Regions from separate parts of the Homo sapiens genome. Here region 1 is linked to region 2. A link is a loop called in an ENCODE intact Hi-C map of the cell type or tissue named here. Cell type or tissue: CD14-positive monocyte. All regions are shown on one strand. Each heading gives the region's core, and the rest is flanking DNA. Links, peaks and the distances in the headings are about the cores only. Region 1 holds the start of LOC105370265 (a long non-coding RNA gene). Region 2 has its middle 7.5 kb from the start of KCTD12.

Evidence for each region. Peaks named below come from ENCODE experiments on the same cell type or tissue, not always from the same donor. Only the 100,000 strongest peaks of a DNase experiment are listed, where the experiment ranks them.
Region 1: a loop joins it to region 2, with 2.7 times the contacts of the local background. A loop is called at or near these places in 3 of 110 quality-filtered maps.

The regions. Positions count from the first base shown.
Region 1 is chr13:76,793,267-76,806,965 of GRCh38, forward strand. It overlaps LOC105370265 (a long non-coding RNA gene), which reads right to left and starts at 12,841. Exons shown (of 4, transcript XR_001749923.2): 1 at 12,725-12,841. RefSeq lists an enhancer at 4,973-5,092. In CD14-positive monocyte, for the core only: no CTCF peak of the experiment used is centred there; DNase peaks (open chromatin) are centred at 4,955, 6,605 and 10,795; H3K4me3 peaks cover 700 bases; H3K27ac peaks cover 5,108 bases.
Region 2 is chr13:76,889,480-76,898,381 of GRCh38, forward strand. No RefSeq gene overlaps it. Among named protein-coding and RNA genes, the nearest start is that of KCTD12, 7.5 kb to the left of the region's middle. In CD14-positive monocyte, for the core only: no CTCF peak of the experiment used is centred there; no DNase peak of the experiment used is centred there; H3K27me3 peaks cover 239 bases.

The DNA of each region.
Region 1 (13,699 bases), core at 3,512-11,511, 94 kb before region 2:
CAGATGTATATGCAACCCAAATATCTGTAGTATGGAAAACCAGGAGAGGGGGAGAGTGCTGAAAAAAGAGAAAGGCAAAATGGGCTTTCAGAAACATTAAATTATGTAATATACCAGACATAAATAAGGAGTTAGCTGTCTACCCAGCATTTAAGTTTAATGAATTCTGAATTCATCTGAATCATCAATTGGCTCAAGTATAAATACCTGGAATGATTATTATAATCTGATCTAAACAATTAATCTTAGAAAGTATAACTCAACCTGGGTGGAAGTATTGACATGTCAAGGTTAATTTCTTAAAATTATACAAGTAACACATGAATTCACTATAAAATAAAAGTCAAACCATGCAGATGTACACCAAGTAAACATCTGGAAGTTCCTCCTTATCTCATCCTCTCCCATCCCACTCTTCCAACCACAGGCAAGTGATGTTTTAGACCCTTCTTGGTCTAAATGTACATATCTTCACATTGTTTCTGTCTCTTTCACATGGCACTATGAGAGTATCTATAAACATTAGATGTCTTTGTCCTGTCAGATTTAACCAAAAACTTGACAAATTTCTTATTAAAATGGAATCCTTGCTTTTCGAGGGAAAATCTATTATTTATAACTTCTAGAATCAATTCTAACCATTATTCTCTATCTCTGTAAATCTTATCTTTAAGGTAATAAGCAAATAAGCATCAATATTAAAGGAAAAAATGTTACTAGGACAGTAAGAACAGCACAGAAGCCACTGTGTACAGTTATGGCCTTCTAAACATAGGCATCTGCAGACTTCGATTAGCCCAGGCCTTAACTGAGCTCAACAGATGCCCCCAGGTTAATTATCATTTGAAGATATAATCACTCCAGACTCTGCCTTGGGAATTAGCATCACAACTCTTCCTTCTCACTGCCAAGGTTCTGCAAAACTATTCCCAGACAGAGCTGAGGGTTTGGAAAGCAAGAATCAGGATACTTTGGAGGTTCTAGAAGTCCAGAGATGGCTCTTCAAAGATCAGACTCCTAAGGTTTAATGTTAAAACACCACCAGGACTATGTTTATATAAGTTTAAATGCTAACATGACTCTGTATTACTGGCAAAACCAATTCTATGGAATAAAAGTCAATGAAGATTTTGCAGAGATTGCTTGTATATATAGCCAATACGAAAAAAATTAATTCAAAAAATTAATATAATTAATCAGATGGCTCAGTTTGAAAGAATTATTATATTGGCTCTGGGGAGGGGAATAAATCTTTTTATTATTTATTGAGTGCTTGATATTCTAAGCACCTTACATGAGGTAACCAATTTAATTTCACAACACATGTAAAAGAAAGTACTATATCATCCCAATTTTAAAGAAGAGGAAACTAAAGAACAGAGAGCTTGTCAGCTTCATCTTCACAGGATCTGGGCTCTCCCTCCTAGTAGCAAAATGCAGCAGTTTTAGCCTTCACACCTTTATGTCTCTTTCCAGAGAAAAAGAAAGTCTTCTCTGGATTCACATTCTCATTAGCATGATTGTGTTACATGCTCTTGTCGTGCGGACAGGGAGGCTGGGATATGACTAGAACAAGCCAATCAGAGCCTACACCTAAGGGCATGTGGTGGCATCAACACCACCTAAGCTTCCTAGCTGAGAAGGGAGGGAAGTCAATCCCCCCCACCCCAAGGTGTTAGGAGAAGGGAAGTAATGGATACTGGGGAGGTGACCACCAAATATCTGCTCTAGAACTCATTAGCCAGAAACAAAGAAACTGAAAGTTTCTCTAACCATATAATTATAATTATATTCCAACTTGAAATTATAAATTCCTATTGGCATTATTTGTTCTGAAACAGTATGTCTTACATGCAGTAGCTTTTTAAAGAAAACCCAAATTTATAGTCTATCCTGTCTGCCCCCAAATCAAACTACAACAGGTTATCATACATGCTAGGCACTGTGAGCAATATAGATGGTCATTTTTGTCAGGAATGTTTATCATGCAGAACTAAGACTATCATTCTTTTTGATTGGAGGAAAACAGATTTCCAATGAGGAAATTCTTTCTATGTAGTCGTCTTTTATGTATTTGTTACTTCGCCCTTGAACTGTGGATTTGTTGCTTTGCTTACATGCAAGCAAAACACATGAGTGAAATGAAGAACTCTATGAGTCCTTACAACATACTCAGAATTATTCATCTGCTTTTATTCTAAATAGATAATTAGCTACCCAATTTAAAATATGTTCTCAAATGAAGATGCCACAGCATTCCCTGGGAACACACTTTAAAGTTTAATGACCTTCACTGGCAGCATGATGCTCATATTAGAACTAACATGGAACTCAATTTAATCCATGAAGATTTGTTAAGGTAGAGTGCCTGCTATGGGAACATCTTGATGCTCATGCCCATGTCTTGATAGAAGATATCCTCTACATTAGCCTTCACAAACAAGTAGACCACAGTTGGTTCTGTACCTGCTAATCAACATCTATGTAGGTATATGTATTTAAATAGCTGCACTAGGAAAAAATGGCATGCCAAAAAAGGTGTAAACTCTATCCTCAACCTTACCTCTCCAGAATACATGTTCTCATTTTGTTTTCCTAGTCCTTCATGGTTTCCATGGCTTTACTCTGAGCCTTCTGCTAGTTTTCCACAGCTATGATAAATCGATGTCTCAAAACTGAAATCCATAAATAGAAACAACCAGTGGACTCTAGAAAAATAGTGGTTTATCATGGGAAGCAGATTCCCAACCAGAAGATTTCACATTAAGCTGTGTTTGAATGGAAAAGAAAAATAAATATAAAACTGAAAGAGTCAACATAACAGATATCAACTCACAATCGGGAGAAACACTTCGTATCATTGTTACTAGGGATGACTAATCCAATAAATGTCTTAGCTAACACCAGCTGCCCATAATCTAAATATACCAGCAACCATTCCCAGGCCTACAATGTGCGTACATGCTATTGAGAAGTATCATTCTATCAAAGCCTAAGGAGCCTCAAAGCTCATTCAGGTCTGAGCCTGAACAAGCTGCAAAACATTTCAAACCTCTCCAAGGTGAATTAAAGCTCCAGAGAAGGCAAATTAGAGGGGTGACTGAGATCCTCTCATTTAATGCAAGAATCCCTCTACAACAGTACATATCCACTGATCCAGCAGCAGGGAGCTGGGCAAGGCTGCTCCAACAATGCTTGTCAAGTTTTAAATACTGGGAAGCCACTCCTCATACTAAGTCAAAACCTCCTCTCTGTCATTCCTACCAAAATATGCCTAACCTTTCTTGCAATGACAAGACTTCAACTACAGGAAGACAGCTATCATGTTGCCTACTCAGTCATGTCATCTACTGTCTTCCTCATAGGACATCCTACAGCCTGAATATGTTTTGCATCTTTCTCCTCGTCACTTTTGTGAAGTGATACAAAAATCTAGAATTTCCAAAAAACATACCTGCTTCCTTTTCCTACTATATTTCTTTTTGTGACAGGTGTTTATTCCACTTTGTAGTCTCTCAGAATTGAATAAGTGAACCAGTATACACAATAATAAACACTCACCCTGATTTTTTTTTTTTGTCATGAGTTACCATTTATACTGCTTTGTGTCTGTTTAAACTATGCTCAACTGATTTCCTCTACCCTTGAGTCTCCCTATATCCAATCTCCTCCATTCAATCATTCTTGCCCTGTGGATTAAGTTCAGGTAGCAAATGCCTCTCTATTCTACAACATCTAATTGATCCTGCCGGTGTGACATTTCAATCTCGGCTTCATCTGGAGAAGCAGCGTCATGTGAGATGGTAAAATACTATAGAGAAAAAAAAAAAACAGAAACAGGAAAAGCTTATTAACCTTTGAAACATGATAGTACATTCTGTGCTTCTCTTAACACCTGATCATTTTCTAAGCCCTACAACTTTCCATTTATTATGCCCTAGGTGACTAAGTGATGCTTTTACAAACAGAATGTGAGATGCTGTTTTGTTTTTGTGTAATTTTGTGGCAGTTTCACAAACTCGGAGAGATTGGAGTAATGATCAACTATGAAACACAAGACCTGAGTTCCAAACACCATGCTGCTCTGTCAGGACATTTCTATGTTGTTATGTAGATAGCTGATGCTAAAATGTAACTCCAAAAAGTGGAATCCTAACCTCCTCTGAAAAATCTGAGTTATAATCCCAGGTCAGAACAAAGTGTCCAACATAGAGCTAGCTTCTGCTATATATAGCACCTTCGCATCTCTTAACTCAGTTATACTTCAGAACGTCCTGCCAAGACCAGGAAAATGGGCTCCATTTCACCAATGAGGTCACTGAGGCTTGGAGACTTGTGACGTGATGAAGCTCACCTAAGTGCCAGATAGAGTTAAGATAAGAAATAAATCAACAATTGATTCAGTATACTACATTCTTCAGCGTTTGTCACAGCCCCTCATTTGTGAGGTCTAATATTACAAAAGTTAACTACTTTTTGTTTTGCTTCGGTTTTTGAGACAGGGACTGGCTCAGTCACACAGGCTAGAGTGCTGTGGCACAAACACAGCTCCTTGAAGCCTGAACCTCCCAGGCTCAGTGCCACCCCCACACACCTGTCCCCAGTAGCTGGGACTACAGGCACATGCAACCTTGCCTGTCTTTTTTTTTTTTTTTTTTTTTTTTTTTTGTGGTGGGTGGAGGGGGTAGAGATGGGATCTCCCTATGTTGTCCAGGCTGGTCTCCAACTCCTGGGCTCAATTGATCCTCCTGCCTTGGCCTCCCAAAGTGCTTGGATTACAGGTGTGAGCCACCATGCCTGGCCATAAAGTTAACTTCTGCTTTTACTTGCCTTAGATTTTGACAAGTGATATAAGCAGAAGAAACAGTGAGAGAGGAAGAAATTTCCTAAGATGGCTGCAAACATATGTCCTAAATGACACAGCACCAGGGCACTGCCCGGCAACCAACCTTCCTCATGGCCTCAGAGAACTGTGGTAGTGAGAGGCCATTATATGCTGCTGATGACACATGAACACCACAGGGTTCACTTAGCATCTGCTGGTGGCCACACCTCCTTCTTCTTCTTGCTGCAGAACCCTGACTCCAGATACTGTTTTAAGTGTGTGTACAGGACCCTCGAAATACTGGATCTTGAAATAATAACCAATTTTCCACTTTCTCTGGGTTGAGGTATAAAAACCTATTTTTAAAATGTTTGATGGGAAAAAGGGAGAAAATTTTTTCTTTCTTGTTTTTTGAAAGCATGGGGAAGTTTCCCGCTGAAATTTTTTTAGAAAAAAAGAAAGGGAAAAAAATGCATGGAGGTAGGGGGACAGTTTTGCTTCTGAAATTTTCCAGATATTTCTGAACCTTCATACCACTTACTCTGGGATTAATCACATGAATATCAAGAGCCTTTTTTAGGTAACTAAGCACAGAACAATTTTCTAATCTCTGCTTTGCCATTTTCTTTATAATTGTGGGCTAGTGACATATGTTCCTTCATCTATAAAATGGTGATAATATTAGCCTACTCCAGGGAGATTCTGTAAGAATAATAGAAGAAAAGCCTTTAAGCCCAGCTTTAGCAACCACCCCCATAGACAGAGGCTTCTAAGGGACTTGCGAGGAGTAAGAGGGAGCAGAGGGAGTGGGAACGTGGCAGAAAACGCAGAGAGAGAAGCCCTGCCCACTTTATCCAAGGTAAAACATCCTAGCTTATCTCTTTCTAACACAAGCTCTCTCCCATGATTAAGTCCACTTTCTGGTCCAGCAGTTTCTCCACCAGACCACATCCAGTTCCCAGAGAGCTATTATCCCTACATTAAAGTTCCTTGATTAAGATTTTGTTTGAAAAGTCCACATTTCTATTTATGCACTGCTGCTTTCAAAACTACACAGCAGGGCCAGGTGTGATGGCTCACACCTGTAATCCCAGCACTTTGGGAGGCTGAGGCGGGTGGATCACCTGAGGTCAGGAGTTCGAGACCAGCCTGACCAACATGGTGAAACCCCATCTCTACTAAAAAATACAAAAATTAGTCGGGCATGGTGGCAGGTGCCTATAATTATCCCAGCTACTCGGGAGGCTGAGGCAGGAGAATCACTTGAACCCAGGAGGCAAAGGTTGCAGTGAGCTGAGATCACACGACTGCACTCCAGCCTTGGCAAAAGAACAAAACTCCATCTCAAAAAAAAAAAAATGCCAGGTGCGGTGGCTCACACCGTTAATCCCAGCACTTTGGGAGGCCGAGGAGGGTGGATCACCTGAGGTCAGGAGTTTGAGACCAGCCTGACCAACATGCTGAAACCCCGTCTTTACTAAAAATACAAAAATTAGCCAGGCATGGTAGCACATGCCTGTAATTCCAGCTACTTGGAAGGCTGAGGCAGGAGAATCACTTGAACCCGGGAGGCAGAGGTTGCAGTGAGCAGAGATTGCTCCACTGCACTCCAGGCTGGGCAACAAGAGTGAAACTCCTTCTCAAAAAAACAAACAAAAAGACTACACAACGTATGTTAATGCTATGGCTAAAGATTCAGTCATTAAGAAAATTACAGTAATGTGGAGTCTGTTGACTTTTCACCTTGGAGACCAAACACATTACTATTCACTTCCTGCTTTAGTTGTTAAATGATTGGCAAGCTCATAAAGCCCCGTATCACTAAGACAACAGCTGAGAGTAGACCATCTTGTGATTCTTACATACACAGTCAGCCTTGGAGGTGATAAAGTAATATTCACCATTGGACAACTGAGGAAAACAGAGACTAACTTCAGCTGAACACTATCGTGAGAGAATTGTAAAAAATAAAATAAAATAAAGCCACAACTTCATTGAATTTAAGAGGAAATTACACAAAGTAAACTTCTTTTTGCTTATCCACTTAAATAATATTTAACGCTACTAGTAGCTTTGAAATGTCCACTCTTATACTAAAAGCAAACGTAGTTCACAGAGAATGTATATCAGTAATAACAGATCAAGCCACTAACAAAAAAAATCAAAATTCAAAACATAGAAACATAAGAGGGTTTTTTTAATCATAAACATCAGTGTTTGTTAAATTACTAGGACATATTTAACAATACTCACTTCTTGAAAAAAAAAAAAGGCAGGCCTCTTAAGTGTACTTGTATATCGACTTAAAATGTGATGATCCCACTTTTTAATTAAATAAAAATAAAAACCAAATTCTATGGAATTTGGGTTTTTTTGCTGTTTTGTTTTTTTGTTTTCGAGACAGAGTTCCACTCTTTTGCCCCAGCTGGCGTGCAGTGGCACGATCCTGGCTCACTGCAGCCTCGACCTCCTCAGGCTCAGGTGATCCTCCCACATCAGCCTCCCAAGTAGCTAGGACTACAGGCGCAGGCCACCACACCTGACTAATTTTTGTATTTTTTTTGTAGAGACAGGGTTTTGCCATGTTGTCCAGGCTGGTCTTGAATTTCTGGGCTCAAGCGATCCTCCTTCCTGGGCCTCCCAAAGTACTGGGATTACAGACATGAGCCCCCACGCCCAGCCTATTTCTATTGAATTTGATCAAAATGTTTATCCATAAATATAACTAAATAACAACTTACTCCTTCTCTAAACAAAATTAAGACAAAAGATATACTCATCAAGCATAAAACCTGACAGTTTTTAGTTTAGATTACAAATTCATTCCCCTTTTCCTTTCCAACTTCCTGTTTTGTATCATAAGCCAGCCCCCTCTACACTTGAGATCCCTTCCCTGAATATGTCCAAAGACCAGTGATCCTGCTGTAATTTTTTTCCAAAGTTATTTTTAATTAAGTTGTATGTATTTATGACATACAACATGATGAAGTGTATATATACACTGTGGAGTGGTTAAATCCAGCTGATTAGCATGTACATCGCCTTATAGTTATGATTTTTGTGGTGAGAGCTGTAATTTCAACCCCCTCTCACTTTCTCTCTCTATGCATTTTCATCCACCTTTTCAATCATTATGAAATTAATGATCTGTTTATGTCCAAGTCACTAGTGAAGCACTCCATAAATCAACAGATGTGTTTTTGATTCAGAGCATTACCCTCGTTCCTTCCAAGCTAGATCCTAAAAAGGAAATCATTCCATTTAGAGAAAATTATCTCCACAAAATAATCTTCAAATAAGTGTTTCATGCCCTTCAAAATCCATATCAAATCTAAGACTTTGATCATGAGGTATTCAGCACTATCATGGCAAGATAGTATTTTAAAAATGGCTTAGGCTAGGCACGGTGGCTCATGCCTGTAATCCCAGCACTTTGGGAGGCAAAGACAGGTGGATCACGAGGTCAGGAGATCGAGACCATCCTGGCCAACATGGTGAAACCCTGTCTTTACTAAAAATATAAAATTAGCCAGGCATGGTGGTGCCTGTGGTCCCAGCTACTCAGGAGGCTGAGGCAGGAGAATCACTGGAACCTGGGAGGTGGAGGCTGCAGTGAGCCGAGATCATGCCACTGAACTCCATCCTGCGCAACAGAGCCAGACTCTGTCTCAGAAGAAAAAAAATGGCATAGATATGTGTATACACACAAATGTATTGGTTGGTGCAAAAGTAACTGGAGTTTGCCATTACTTTTAATGGAAAAAATCACAATTACTCTTGCACCAATCTAATATCTATAAATCAAATAAAAATATGTAAGTATTCTTGTAATAGTTGTGTATATTTGTGTTTAATATTTTGACAACTCAGCACCCACTTCTCCTTCCTATAGGACACAAATGTCTTTTGGAGAATTACATTTTTTAATTAAATAGTCTTGCTGCAACAATAAATCCAAGTGCCTACCTCCCAGGAGATTCCCTTCTTCTTAAATTACCTGTATTAGTCCATTCTCACACTGCTAATAAAGACATACCCAAGACGGGGTAATTTATAAAGGAAAGAGGCTTAATTGACTCACAGTTCAGCATGGCTGAGGAAGGCCTCAGGAAACTTACAATCATAGTGGAAGGGGAAGCAAACATGTCCTTCTTCGTATGGTGACAGGAAGGTGAATGAGTGCTCAGTGAAGTGAGAAGCCCTTTATAAAACCATCAGATCTCGTGAGAACTAACTCACTATCATGAAAACAGGATAGAGGAAACCACCCCCATGTTTCAATTATCTCCACCTGGTTCTTCCCACGACACCTGGAGATTACTGGAACTACAATTTAAGATGAGATTTGGGTGGGGACACAGCAAAACCATATCATTACCCAAAGTCAGTTTCTGTTGCCTACAACCCATGGACCCTGACTGTTACTGTTACTTATGAAATAAACCCTGAGTAAGAACACATCAGTATTTGCACTCTGGGCAATTACTATATATGGGAAGATGCATTCTCTTAATCAGTGAGTAAATAGGATCCAGGGAAGTTGAATTTTCAGGCAGAAAGGTTGCCAGGAGCTCTCTCCAGGGAAATGGCAAGAGCTGAGAAGACATCATTTTAAGACATTTCACAAGCTTTTGTGAATGACAAAGGGGACACAGAGAAGGAAGTTTCACAAGTCCAGATGAAAGCTGGTCAAGACCCAGAGCACAGCAGAGGTAGTAGAGATAGAGGGGCAATTATAATTTTTTTAAAAAAGAAGAAAATTCAGGATTTTATTATGGGGAGAATGGCAGCAAACATATATATATACACATATGCACACACATATATATACACACACATACATTTTTATATACACATACATATATATATAATACACACCACACAAACACACACACACACACACACATAATCTCCAGACTTGGTGGTGTGTTCTGAAATTTGTTGCCCAGGCTGGAGTGCAGTGGCACAATCCTGGCTCACTACACCGTTGACCTCCCCAGGCTCAGGTGATCCTCATGCCTCAGTCTCTCAAAGTGCTAGGATTACATGTGTGAGCCACCACACCCAGCCTATTGCTATTGAATTTAATCAAAATGTTTATCCATAAATATAGCTAAATAACAACTTACTCCTTCTCTAAGCAAAATTAAGACAAAAGATGTACTCATCAAACATAAAATCTAACAGTTTTTAGTTTAGATTTGCAAGTCTTAAAATGACCTAGGCTGGATGATTATAAATTCCCCTTTTCCTTTCCAACTTGTTTTGTGTCATAAGCCAGACCCCTCTACACTTGAGATCCCTACACTTGATATATATTTATAACATCTCCAGACCTGTTGGTGTATTCTGAAATGTGGTAATACCTTCAATGGAATATCGATTGAAATTGGCAACAGGGTTGTTCAGCAAGAATTCCAATAGCAGATGAGTGAATCATCTCTCCACGTTGAAGAATTTTATATTCTATGCAGCAAGAATATTTTATCTACTCTTCAATATGTACATAGTGTATTATGTTCAAATTGCTGGCAATATTTTATTGCTCATTTTTTGTGATCTTTTTTAATAGCTTCTAACTATCCTGATTTCCGCATATCACCCAACAACGAAGGAATTTCTTTGCTTAGTTGATACAGGAGCATTAACTTAATGTTGCAGAATTTAAGGTCTCCTCTTTTATAAACTTATAATATCATTTCTCTCCCTGTGCAGTAAGTCTGATTTAATTTCCTCCCAGAAATCAGTAAAGGTACTATTTTTGTCTTTGCTTGCTTTTAATCCTTATTTGATTAAAATACCATGTGTTTAATTGGACTGGGTTTTCTCAACCTCCTCAATTCTAAATATCAAAGGCAGCTGTAGGACTGCTGGAATGGTGTTAACAGGCTCCTTGGATTCAACTGACTGTTCTGGGATAATCAGTACATCAGCAGAACCCACAAAATGCTAGTTCCTCTTCCCCTTCATGCTGCCCTGTGCTGCCACACCCTCCACATCGCTTTCAGAGTTCTTAACAGCAAGGGAAGAGGAGATATTTATAGGAATGTGGAGGGTGTATGAAACCTATTATTCCCCTTTCTAACAGGCTAAAATCTTTTTCAATCTTGCAGGTTTTTGAAAAGACTTCAAGTGCTGTTTGATTGAAGCCCTGCAGTATTGACAAGAAAGGCCTCACTGAAAACGTCAGCATTTGAAAATGAAAAAGAAAAACATAGGCCCCTGTCAATATATATACATATATATATACACATATACATATATATACATATACATATATATACACATATACATATATATACATATACATATATACATATATATACATATACATATATACATATACATATATATGTATATATATATTTGGTTTTTTTAGACGGAGTTTTGCTCTTGGTGTCCAGGCTGGAGTGCAATGGTGCAATCTCGGCTCACTGCAACCTCCGCCCCTCCTGGTTTCAAGAGATTCTCCTGCCTCAGCCTCCACAGTAGCTGGGATTACAGGCACCCACCACTACACCCAGTTAATTTTTGTATTTTTAGTAGAGACGGGGTTTCACCATGTTGCCAGGCCGGTCTTGAACTCCTGACCTCAGGTGATCAGCCCGCCTCGGTCTCCCGAAGTGCTGGGATTACAGGCGTGAGCCACCGTGCCCAGCATCAATACACATTTTTAAAGAAAATATTAGGTATCACTGTGGTGCTTTTACAAACTAGTGAGCTTTTGAGATGCCAGGAGAAAGAGGGAAGGATGAGAGAGACAGAGGCAGAGACAGAGAGAGACAAAGAGAGCAATTCTCTCGGCTCCAAATGGGAGCAATATTATACCAAAGTAACTTCCCCATCAGTAGACATTTCCAGGGTTTCCATGATACCCACACAAGGCAAAACTGAAACATAGGCTACGACGATGGAGAAAAAGCCCAATTGCAACATCACCATCCTTCTAGCACTGTCACAACAAAGTGCCACAAACTGGGTGGCTTAAAACAACAGAAATTTTTTCTCTCACCGCTCCAGAGCCTACACATCCAAAATCAAGGTGTTGGCAGGGTTGGTTCCTTCTGGAGGCTCTGAGGGAGCATTCATTCCAGGCCTCCCTTCTAGCTTCTGGTGGTTGTTGGCAAACCTTGCCGTTCTTAGCGTGCAGTGACATCACCCCAATCTCTGTTTCCATCGTCTGTCTCTGTATTCCTGTATCCAAATTTACCTCTTTGTGTAAGGACAGCAGTCATTAAATTAGGGCCCACCATAATCCAGGGTGACCTCCTTTTAATTTGATTACATCTACAGAAGCCTAATTTTTAAACAAGGTTATATTCACAGGTATTGGGTGAAGACTTCAACCTGTCTTTCTGGGAGACACAATTCAAGCCACAGGACCCTCTATAATAACAAAATAGCCTCGTGCTACCACCTAGATAGTCAGTGTTTATCTTTGCATATTCAGGCCTTTGTAGAAGTTCCTCATACTCTAGTACTTTTATAAACACTTCCTCAAGTCCTTATTCCCTAAGAGTTATTCATATAAACTAGCAGGTGTAGAGAGGTACTCACATTGGTTCTCAGTCAGTGATGGCCACACCCAGCCATGGGACTTGCTGGGTGTGCTGCCATATTTTGATTTAAATTTTACAGAGTAGAGTACAATTTGCTATGAATAAGAGGTGAGGAAAATAATTTATCTGAATCCAAAGAAAGACTGTCTGTTCACCAGAACACACAAAAATTTTGTCTTGTGAGTATATAAAAGGATGAGTTCAAAGAAGTCAATAGGTCTACTCAAAATGGACACCACTGGGGCAAACTAGTGAGAAGTGTGGAAACAGAGAAGACTTTAATGGACACTGTCAAGCACTGCTATACTGTGATGGGAAATGCAAAGTAATTGTGGCTTACTTGTTATGCTGTTCTGAGACTTTCAATCTCTTCCAGTGTTGCTGTCAAATCTGTTGATACCTAGAACATGAAAATGTTAAAAACTTCTTCTGTTTGTTTGAGCTACACTTTTTTGCTTTGTTTTGTTTTGAGACAGGGTATGTCTCTGTTGCCTAGGCTGGAGTGCAGTGGTGCAATCTCGGCTCACTGCAACCTCCACCTCCTGGGCTCAAACCATCCTCCCACCTCAGCCTCCCAAGTAGCTAGGACTAGAGGCACTCACCACCATCCCAGCTAATTTTTGTATTTTTGGTGGAGACAGGGTTTCGCCATGTTGCCCAGGCTGGTCTCGAACTCTTGGGCTCAAGCTGTCCTCCTGCTTTGGCCTCCCAAAGTGCTGGGATTACAGGCATGAGCCACCGTGCCTGGCTACACTAAGTATAGACCAAATGCCCCAACTCCAGCACCACTCCCGCTAAATAATACCTCCAACATTTACAATTGCTTAACTCGGTACATGTCTAAAGATGAGAATTTCAAACCTATAAAGAAAATTATTCAGAGTAGCAGAGAACTGTTTTTAATCTACCCAGTGATTCGTTCCATGTATATGGGAAAATGAATCCCATTCAGGACTGGGATGAAATCAACCGACTTCACCAAGAAGACTGATCTCAAGAATTATGAAGCTGTCTATAGCTTTTTGAGAACAATGAAAATATTTTTGCCCAGGATATAACCCCCAACAGTTGCCACAGAGCCAGAAATTCTGTCAATGGGGACCTGTTCTGAAGATGTGTGAAGAGCTGTCTGATATAATGCCAATACCCACTGCTACTCCCACACAACAGCTAATATTTTATAAAAATTCACTTACTCAGGTATTTTTCCAACCAAGAACACTAGAAATAAGCTCAGGAGACATATCTGTCTGGGAAGACACCTACTGAAGGAAAAGGCAAACGTGCCCAAATCATGTCACCTCCTTTGCAGTTG
Region 2 (8,902 bases), core at 903-8,902:
CCTACTATCATCATTCTCTACATCTTGACATAAGGTAGTCATCAACCACCAGCTAGTCTACTGCAGAAAAGCCATTGGTATTTCCTTATGGAAGCCAGGTAATGCATGAGAGATATAATAATGAATGAAACAGGTGATTTGAAACACAAGGAATGTTTTTCTAGTTAATTTTGTGTGTTCTGTTTCTTGCCTATTGGTTGGTATCACAGAATTCAAAAGGAAATACTACTGGGGAACTCTGATGCTGGGACTTGAGGGCCTGAGTGTTTATAAGAAGAGAGTCATAACTCTTTAGCATCTCCAGTATGTTAAATATGCTTGATTGCAAGGGATTGGGGAGGATTTGGAAACCCACTAGCCCTGTGTTTAGTCTCAAACCAGTTTCTAATGATGGTCATTGCTAATTGATGGTCATTGCTCCTTTTCAAGTAACTCTTTGTATTTTCCTGAATAAGATACAGTGTGCCTGCAAGTAACCTGTCCTTTGATCCTAAAGTGGAGGATACTGGAAACATCTCTGGACCTACATTCTCATCTCATTTGCATCTTCTCCCCCACCTACTGCCTTCTCTTCAAACCAGCTTCCCCTCCCACTCCCCACAGTAATCCTTCTTATCCAAAGTTTCCATTACCATGGTTTCAGTTACCCATGGTCAGCTGTGGTTTGAAAATATTACATGGAAATTCCAGAAATATAACTAATTCATAAATTCAAAATTGCACACCATTCAGAGTAGTGTGATGAAATCTCCCACTGTCCTGCTTCGTCTTGCCCTGGACATGAATATCCACACCTCTACACTCCCAACCCATGAGTCACTTAGTAGCCATCTCAGCTGTCAGATCAACTGTCTTAGTATCACCCTATCACAGTGCTTGTGTTCAAGTAACACTCAGTTTACTTAATAAATGGCCACAAATTACAAGAGTAGTGATGCTGGCAATTCAGATATGCCAAAGAGAAGCCATAAAATGCTGCCTTTAAGTGAAAAGGTGAAAGTTCTCAATTTAATAAGAAAAAAAAAGTTACATCCCAAGGTTGCTAAGATCTATGATAAGAATGTAGACATTGTGAAATTTCTGTGAAATTATGAAGGAAAAATTTGTGCTAGTTTTGCTGTCACACCTCCAAACACAAAACGTATGGCACAGAGTGCATGATAAGTGTGTAGTGAAAATGGAAAAGGCATTAAACTTGTGGATTGAAGACATGAAGAGAAACATGTTCCAATGGACAGCAATCAGGTTCAGTACTACCTACGGTTTCAGTCACCCACTGAGGGTCTTGGAATGTATACCCTTTGTATGAAAGGAGACTACTGTATTCTGCATACCAAAGATTTAAGGAAAGGAATGAGGAACATGAAGAGAAATATAAAGTTAAAGGGGAGGAAGAACTGGTGAAATGAAGTGAGTGCCTTTGAGAATTGAATGAATTTAATATATGTGAAAATGATCTGTACATTGTAAAACACCATTCAAGTGTCAGAATCATTATTTTCCACCACTTATCATGGTGCTTGACAAGTCTTCCCAATAAATACTGAATGAACAAATGAATGGCAGAAACATTAAAATGAACACTATGGGGAAAGGGGAAGAGAGGCAGAATCAGAAATTATCCTGAATAAATATTTATTCCATTTGTCATCCTCCTAATATGTGTGAATCTTTTCTCCATGCAGGCTTTAGAAGTCATTGACTTTTTGCATTTAGAAGGAGAGATTAATTGAATAACATTAAGTGAATCCGGAGGCAAAATGATCTTAATAAAGATTTGGTAAAAGATGTGACAATATTTAACCTGAAGAAAAGAGAACAAAATGTTATATAGGGTACACTGCCAAAATACTAGGTCTAAATTCCAGTTACTCAGGAGGCTGAGGCAGGAGAATTGCTTGAACCTGAGAGGCAGAGGTTGCAGTGAGCCAAGGTCGCACCACTGCACTCCAGCCTAGGCAACAGAGCGAGACCCCATCTCAAAAAACAAAACAAACAAAAAAAAAAAACAGGTCTAGACAGTAAAGAATATCCCAACATTGTATGATTATCTCTAGAGTATGATTTTTATGATTTATAGAACCAAACAAAGAAACAAAAGTTAACAATGTTGATATTTCTATACCCTTAAGATGGTGTTTGGAGCTTATCCAGGAAACAAATAATATAACAAGCATGTATAGAGTACTTACTATGAGCCAGCCCTATTTATAGAACTATACATGTATGAACTCATTTAATCCTAACAATAACTTTATGAGGTTGGTGCTATTACCCAAGTTTTAGATGAGAAACTGAGGCACAGTGAACTAATTTTCCCAAGATCATACAGCAAATAGGTGCTGGAGCTGGGATTTGAACCCAGGCAGTGTAGCCTTAGAATCTGTGCTTTTAAACACTGCATTTTAAATCCCCTTTCCTCTAGGAGTGCTTTACATGTATTAAGAAGTAAGTTATATTATTTTCCCCCTTTACAGATGAGAAACCCAAGGCAAAGAGAAGTAAGGTAACTTGACCAAGATAACACAGCTCTTTATCTCTGCTGGGGGCAGAAATGCTACTCTAAAGTCTACGTGCTTGTGTTCCGCAGTACTGGTAACCAGAAACTCAAAGTAGCCACCCTGAAAGAACTAGGGTTAAGAAAGAGTCAAGTCCTTGGCCCTTATTTCTTCTTTCTGCCTTCTTTTTTCCTTCCAACCTATTTTAGGTTTATGGGTACCTGTGCAGGTTTGTTACACAGGTAAATTGCACGTCGCAGGGGTTTGGTGTACAGATTATTTCATCACCAAAGTAATAAGCATAGTACCTGATAGGTAGTTTTTGGATTCTCACCTTCCATCCAACCTCTACCCTCAAGTAGGCTCCAATGTCTATTGTTCCCTTCCTTGTATCCATGTGTACTTTTACCCAAATAAGAATCTCTATTTGAGCCCCTGGATAGAACTGACACACTATTGTCCTAATCTTTCCCTAATTCAGTCCTGTACACAAAATAAACAAGATTTTATTTCTGGCTCTCTCAAATATCATTACGGTTTGCAAAGCACCAAGTTCCTAGCATGTTCATTTGGCTTTATTCTGATCTCATTAACTCTTGACAAGGATAAAGTGAATCCATGGAAACTGCTGAGATCTAGGTTCCAGTTTCCCAAAGCAAGCAGTATCCACTGGTCTTCTGGGGCTCATAAAATTGAACAAGTGCATTCTACTTGTGGCTTTGCATATCAAACTGAACACAAAAATAGCTGGCCCTCATCACTTGAGTGATTCTGGAACTTCTGACTAAGACTAATTATTAACATCACTGATGTTTCATAAGAATTTGAAAGTCTTGGTTTCCAATCATGATATTAAATTTAGAGAGGAACTATATATAAGTTATCACATTCTAATCACATTCTAGTGTTTTTCTGTTTCGAGTGTTTTCATATTGTCAGGTTGACTTAATTATCACAATTTTGTGAGGTGTTAACCAACCTGTGTTCCAAATGAAGAAAGAAACTCAAAAAGGTTAGGTGACTCACACCTCCTCTCAGGTGGCTGGGATGCAGTGCTGGGATGCACGTGGATGCTTCCTGATTTCATATCCCATGCTCTTTGAACTCTTCAGCAGCCATATCAGCTCCATTTAACACCCAAATGAAGGTTGTCATTCAAAATAATCACCTTGAAGACTATATACTCCTTTGAGGGATGCTGGAATCACTCACCATTTTTGGTACATTTGTTTGGAAATTTTCTTCAAAGCCAATTTACACAAGAATATCACCCTATTATTTTATACTTATGTTAAAGTTGTAGTTGATATCTTTCTAGGGCTCTAAAACAGGGCACCTCACTGCAGGACAGACCCACATGCCTGAAAATAAATTAGGACAAAGCCAGTTTTCATGAATGAAACTAAGGTGATGATCATCGGGTATTCACCTTTTGACATTGGGTTTTAAAGATCTCATCCCTAGAGTTCTCTAATATGCTGAATAGCATTGAGTTTAGGTTACTTAGAAAGAAGGGCTGATTCAACTGCAGAGATTTTAATATGTGGTTCCAGAAAGTCTGCATATTTTATTGTGAGGTTTGCACAAGAAGCCAAGCCACTGGCTAGACTGTAATGGTTGATTTCTTATGTAATTGTAAGATCATTTATTTGATATAATTAAGGGGGAAAAATATATTTCCCCAATTTGCTTTCCAGTTACTAAAGAAATATGCATAATATTTCACAGTAAGAAAATTGCCTCAAAACATGCTAAACTTTAAATTTACATTACTTGGTATAATTTACTTTTAAAAAATACATTTCTTTTCCTACAGTAAAATATAGATGGGAAAATCATACACTTTAGAGTTTGATGAACCTGTATCCTTCTCCTGGTTTTATTTAAAATCAGATATTGGTCATAGTTATTTAAATATTCTAAACTTCAGATATTTATCTTAAAATGGAGCAAAAATACCAACCTCATGGGACTCTTGTGAGATTAAATGAGATGATACAAAGCATTTTCTTCCACAATGTCTGGCACATAACGGATACATCATGACATCATGCATGTAGGTTTCTGCTCCCACCCTTTCATTCCCCCATTGCCATTGCACTTCTATAATTCAGAGTTCCTTGGTGAGTTTGCTTACCTCATTCTTCAATCTGTTTATCACTCTCTCTTAGATGATGTCTCTTTAACAGTAACTAAAATGGACAGGGTAAATGGCACTTCCTCAGCAGTTCCCCATTTCTTCCTAGGAGTCAGTCACATCTAACACAAATTTACTCTCTGGTTGGAAAATTTAGTCAAAATCTAGACAGCTGGGAACCCTCAATTCCAGGGCTTATTTCTCATCCTAGACTTTGCAACTCAAAGTACAGTTGGCATAGTTTTATCTCCGTAACTAAAAGTTCAGCTATTGGCAACCTCTAGGAGGTAAAGGCTGGGTAGGGGTGAGCAGAAGTGTTCTAAAGAGGGCCTTAAAAACTCCAGGTATCCTTAAAATCCAAAGACAATGACTTTTTCTCTGTTCTAAACCCAGGGACTTAAGCCATGAAATGTTGAGGAACTGAGCCTAAAGAGGGCAAGAGCACCATCCCAAACCACAGCTATGGTGTTTCCCCCTAGCTTCCAGGCGACAGTGGCTCCACAACAGGAAGAACGTGTGCACACTGCAAAGGAAACAGAAGTTTTGCATGGCTGCAACAGATTTTACTGGAAGAAGTATCAACAGTGCAAGTTTAGCTCCCCTTTACATTGCATTCAACATCCCTTCAAATATTTATAGAGCACCTGCTATGTGCCTGATCTTGCCAGAAGTTATGGATGGTTCCACAGGTCCTTGGCCCATGAGAACCTGTACAATATCAAAGTAAGTGACTAGTAAAATAGCAGGGACATGCCACAGGTGAAGATCATAGGGAGGGAAGTTACCTTCCTGCATGAGTCAGAGGTTTCTAGAGAAACAGGAAAGATACTATACAAAGCTGACCTCAAGTAAGTCAGGTCAAACAAAACACTTTTCCTCAGCATTGCTAATATCTCAGCATTGTGATAATACTGTAGACATAAGTATATTATATTTTGGCAAGGTATCTGACAGCTCATTCATGATCTTTTTGGATAAGATAGAGAAATGTGTGCTGGACAATAATATCAATTAGATGGAGACATGGTTGATAAAAACAGACATTCAAAGATTATTGATGAATGAAACAATGCGTAACTGAAGAGAACGGGTTAGGAGAAAGATTCTGTTTTAGCTTTTTTCTATTGAATTTTTATCAGTAAATTAAATTAACATGTGGGAATTATGCTAATAAAATGTATAGTTACACAGAGCTTAGTGGGCTAACTAACCAAACAAATATGGAATTAACTTTCAAAATTATCCACATAGGTTTCAGCAAGAAAGAGAAGCAAATAAGAGAGGATGTAGTAAGTATAAAGGTAAAGTTATGCAATTGCTTATGACACAGTCGAGCAGTTTACATGAAAAGTGACCTGGGAGTCTGCATCTACTGCAAGTTTAAGAAGCCAATACAGTGGCATGACTGTAACATGCACAGGTACAAACACCAAATACAATCGCTTTTCAACATTGGAAAGGACCTTATAAATTATTTATGTCAAATCTTTCCTCTTACAGATCCAAGCTGAGGATGTGATAGTAAAAACACAATAACTGACAGTAAAACTACACCTAGCATTCACATATCTTTAAGTCTAGGCATCACAAGCTTAAGAGTTATCTTAATAGGCAAGAGTATATTTGAAGGAGTATAAGCAAGCTTGTGAAGAATCCAAAAACAATGTAATAGCAAGATTTTTTAAATTTTAGCATAGAATAGCTTAGAAGAGAGTATTACTGGAGGCAGTGTGGCAGCTTGTCTTAGTCTGTTCACGTTGCTCTAACAAAATACCATAAACTGGGTGGCTTATAAATAACAGGAATGTATGTCTAACAGTTCTCATGGCTGAGAAGTCCAAAATCAAATCATCAGCAGATTAGGTGTCTAGAGAGGGTCTATTTCCTGGTGTGCAGATGGCTCCTTCTCTCTATGTCCTCACATAGTGGAAGAGGCAAACAAGCTCCCTCAGGCCTCTTTTATCAGGGCACTAATCCCATTCATGAGAACCTGATCACCTCCCAAGACCGCCTCTTAATACCATTATATGGGGGATTTGGTTTCAGCATGGGAATTTGAAGGGGACACAAACATTTAGACCATAGCACATGTTTAATGAGTCTGAAAAGTCCTTAGGACCCCCTGACCTAAAGGCTGAATTAGGGACATTGTCTTTGGGGGTGAGTAGACTGCTTCAATGTGTTCATTGTTGAACTACAGGGTTCTAGGTGGCCGGAGCATTGTCCAGTATTAAAAGAACTTTAAAAAGGCAGTCCCTTATTGATGAGGTACTTCCTGACTTCAGGGACAAAGTCACTGATGGAACCAATCCAGAAAAAGTGTTCTCATTGTCCAGCTCTTCTTCTTGTACAGCCAAAAGACTGGCAGCTGGTGTTTACCTTTTCCCTTCAAGGCTTGGGAGTTAGCAGCTGTATAAAAAGGGCAGTCCTAATCATAAATCCAATTGCATTTGTGCAAAACAGTAGGGGTAACCTATCCCTTCCTTCCTTAAATCCTAGTGCTTGCTTATCTTCCTTACTAAGAAATGTCCTATGTGGATTCCCTGCCCCCTCCAGAATAGAGCACTTTTGTCTGCATTAAATACCTGTTCAGGTAGATATCCTTCTTTTCTCAATGATTTTCTTAATGGTGTCTGGGAACTCGTCTGCTGCTTCTTGGTTGGCAGATACAGCTTCCCTTGTTATCTTCATATTTTTAAAACAAATCTCTTCCTAAAATTATCAAACCATCCTTTGCTGATATTAAGTTCTTCAGCTTTAGATCCTTCACCTTCCTTTATTAAGTTGTCATACCATGACTTTGCTTTTTCTTGAATCACATTAGAGTTTATAGATATGCCTTTCTTATAACAATTCTGTATCTACATGAAAAGCTGCATTTTCAATTCAAGATAAAAAGGTATTTTGCAAAAAGTCCAAGATTTTCATGCCTGCTGGCATAGCTGCAGCAGTGGCTTCATGAGTCTCCTCTCCTCTCCTCTCCTTTCTTTCCTTTTTTTTTTTTTATCAATGGTCCTTATACCGGATTCATTTATCTTGAAATGAAACCACAGCTGCAGACCTCAATCTATAATACACACCAAGCAATTTAACTGTTTCTTGTAATGTCATGACTTTTTTCTGCTTCTTAGGAGCATTTCCAGCATCACTAGTGGCAGTTTGTATGGGTGTCATGTGTTATTCAAGGTTTATGCTATTGCATTAAAACATGTTAAAAAAAATACACAGGAAACATGAGAGATCACTTTTCATTGTGACACATAATTTACCAGAGTTATGACCTGCTCATGCAGAGATGAGTAGCATTACATGGCATTTTAAGTGGATACTTTTGACACTTGAGCTCACTACAATAGCAACAGGAGGTGGCTATGAAATTATAGTAGTATAGTATGTGCTACAGTTAATTTTGTGCAGTTATAATTTAATACTGCATGTTTGTTTATAATTCTCTCAACTGCAGTGGTGCCATGTTTGGTCAGTAAGTATATACATAAATTTTGATGCAATTTACCTTTTTATAATAGCTTTGTGTAAATTTTATGGTAGCAAATCATCTAATAGGCTTGTATTGACATACATTTTATGCATTCATGACACAAGAAAATTTTTTTTATATTTCTAGGCCACATGAATGAAATGAGAGAACTCATTTCAGCATTAACTCAAATGTTCATAGTTCAAAGTCTCATGTGAGACAAGGCAAGTTCCTTCCCCCCCAGGAGCCTGTAAAATCAAAAGCAAGTTAGTTGCTTGTTAGCTACAATAGGGATGCAGGCATTGAGTAAATACAGCCATTCCAAATGGGAGAAATTGGCCAAAACAAAGGGGCTACAGGGCCCATTCAAGTCTGAAATCTAGCAGGGCAGTCAAATCTTAAAGCTCCAAAAGGATCTCCTTTGACACCATGTCTCACATCCAGGTCACACTGATGCAAGAAGTAGGTTCCCATAGTCTTGGTCAGCTTCACCCCTGTGGCTTTGCAGGGTACAGCCTCCCTCCTGGCTGCTTTCACAGCCTGGTGTTGAGTGTCTATGGCTTTTCCAGGCACATAATGCAAGCTGTCAGTGGACCTACCATTCTGGGGTCTGGAGGATGGTGGCCCTTTTCTCACAGCTCCACTAGGTGGTGCCCCAGTAGAGACTCTGTATGGGGGCTCCTACCCCACATTTTCCTTCTGCACTGCCCTAGCAGAGATTTTACATGAGGACCCCCTCCATAGCAAACTTCTGCCTGGACATCCAAGCATTTCCATACATCTGAAATC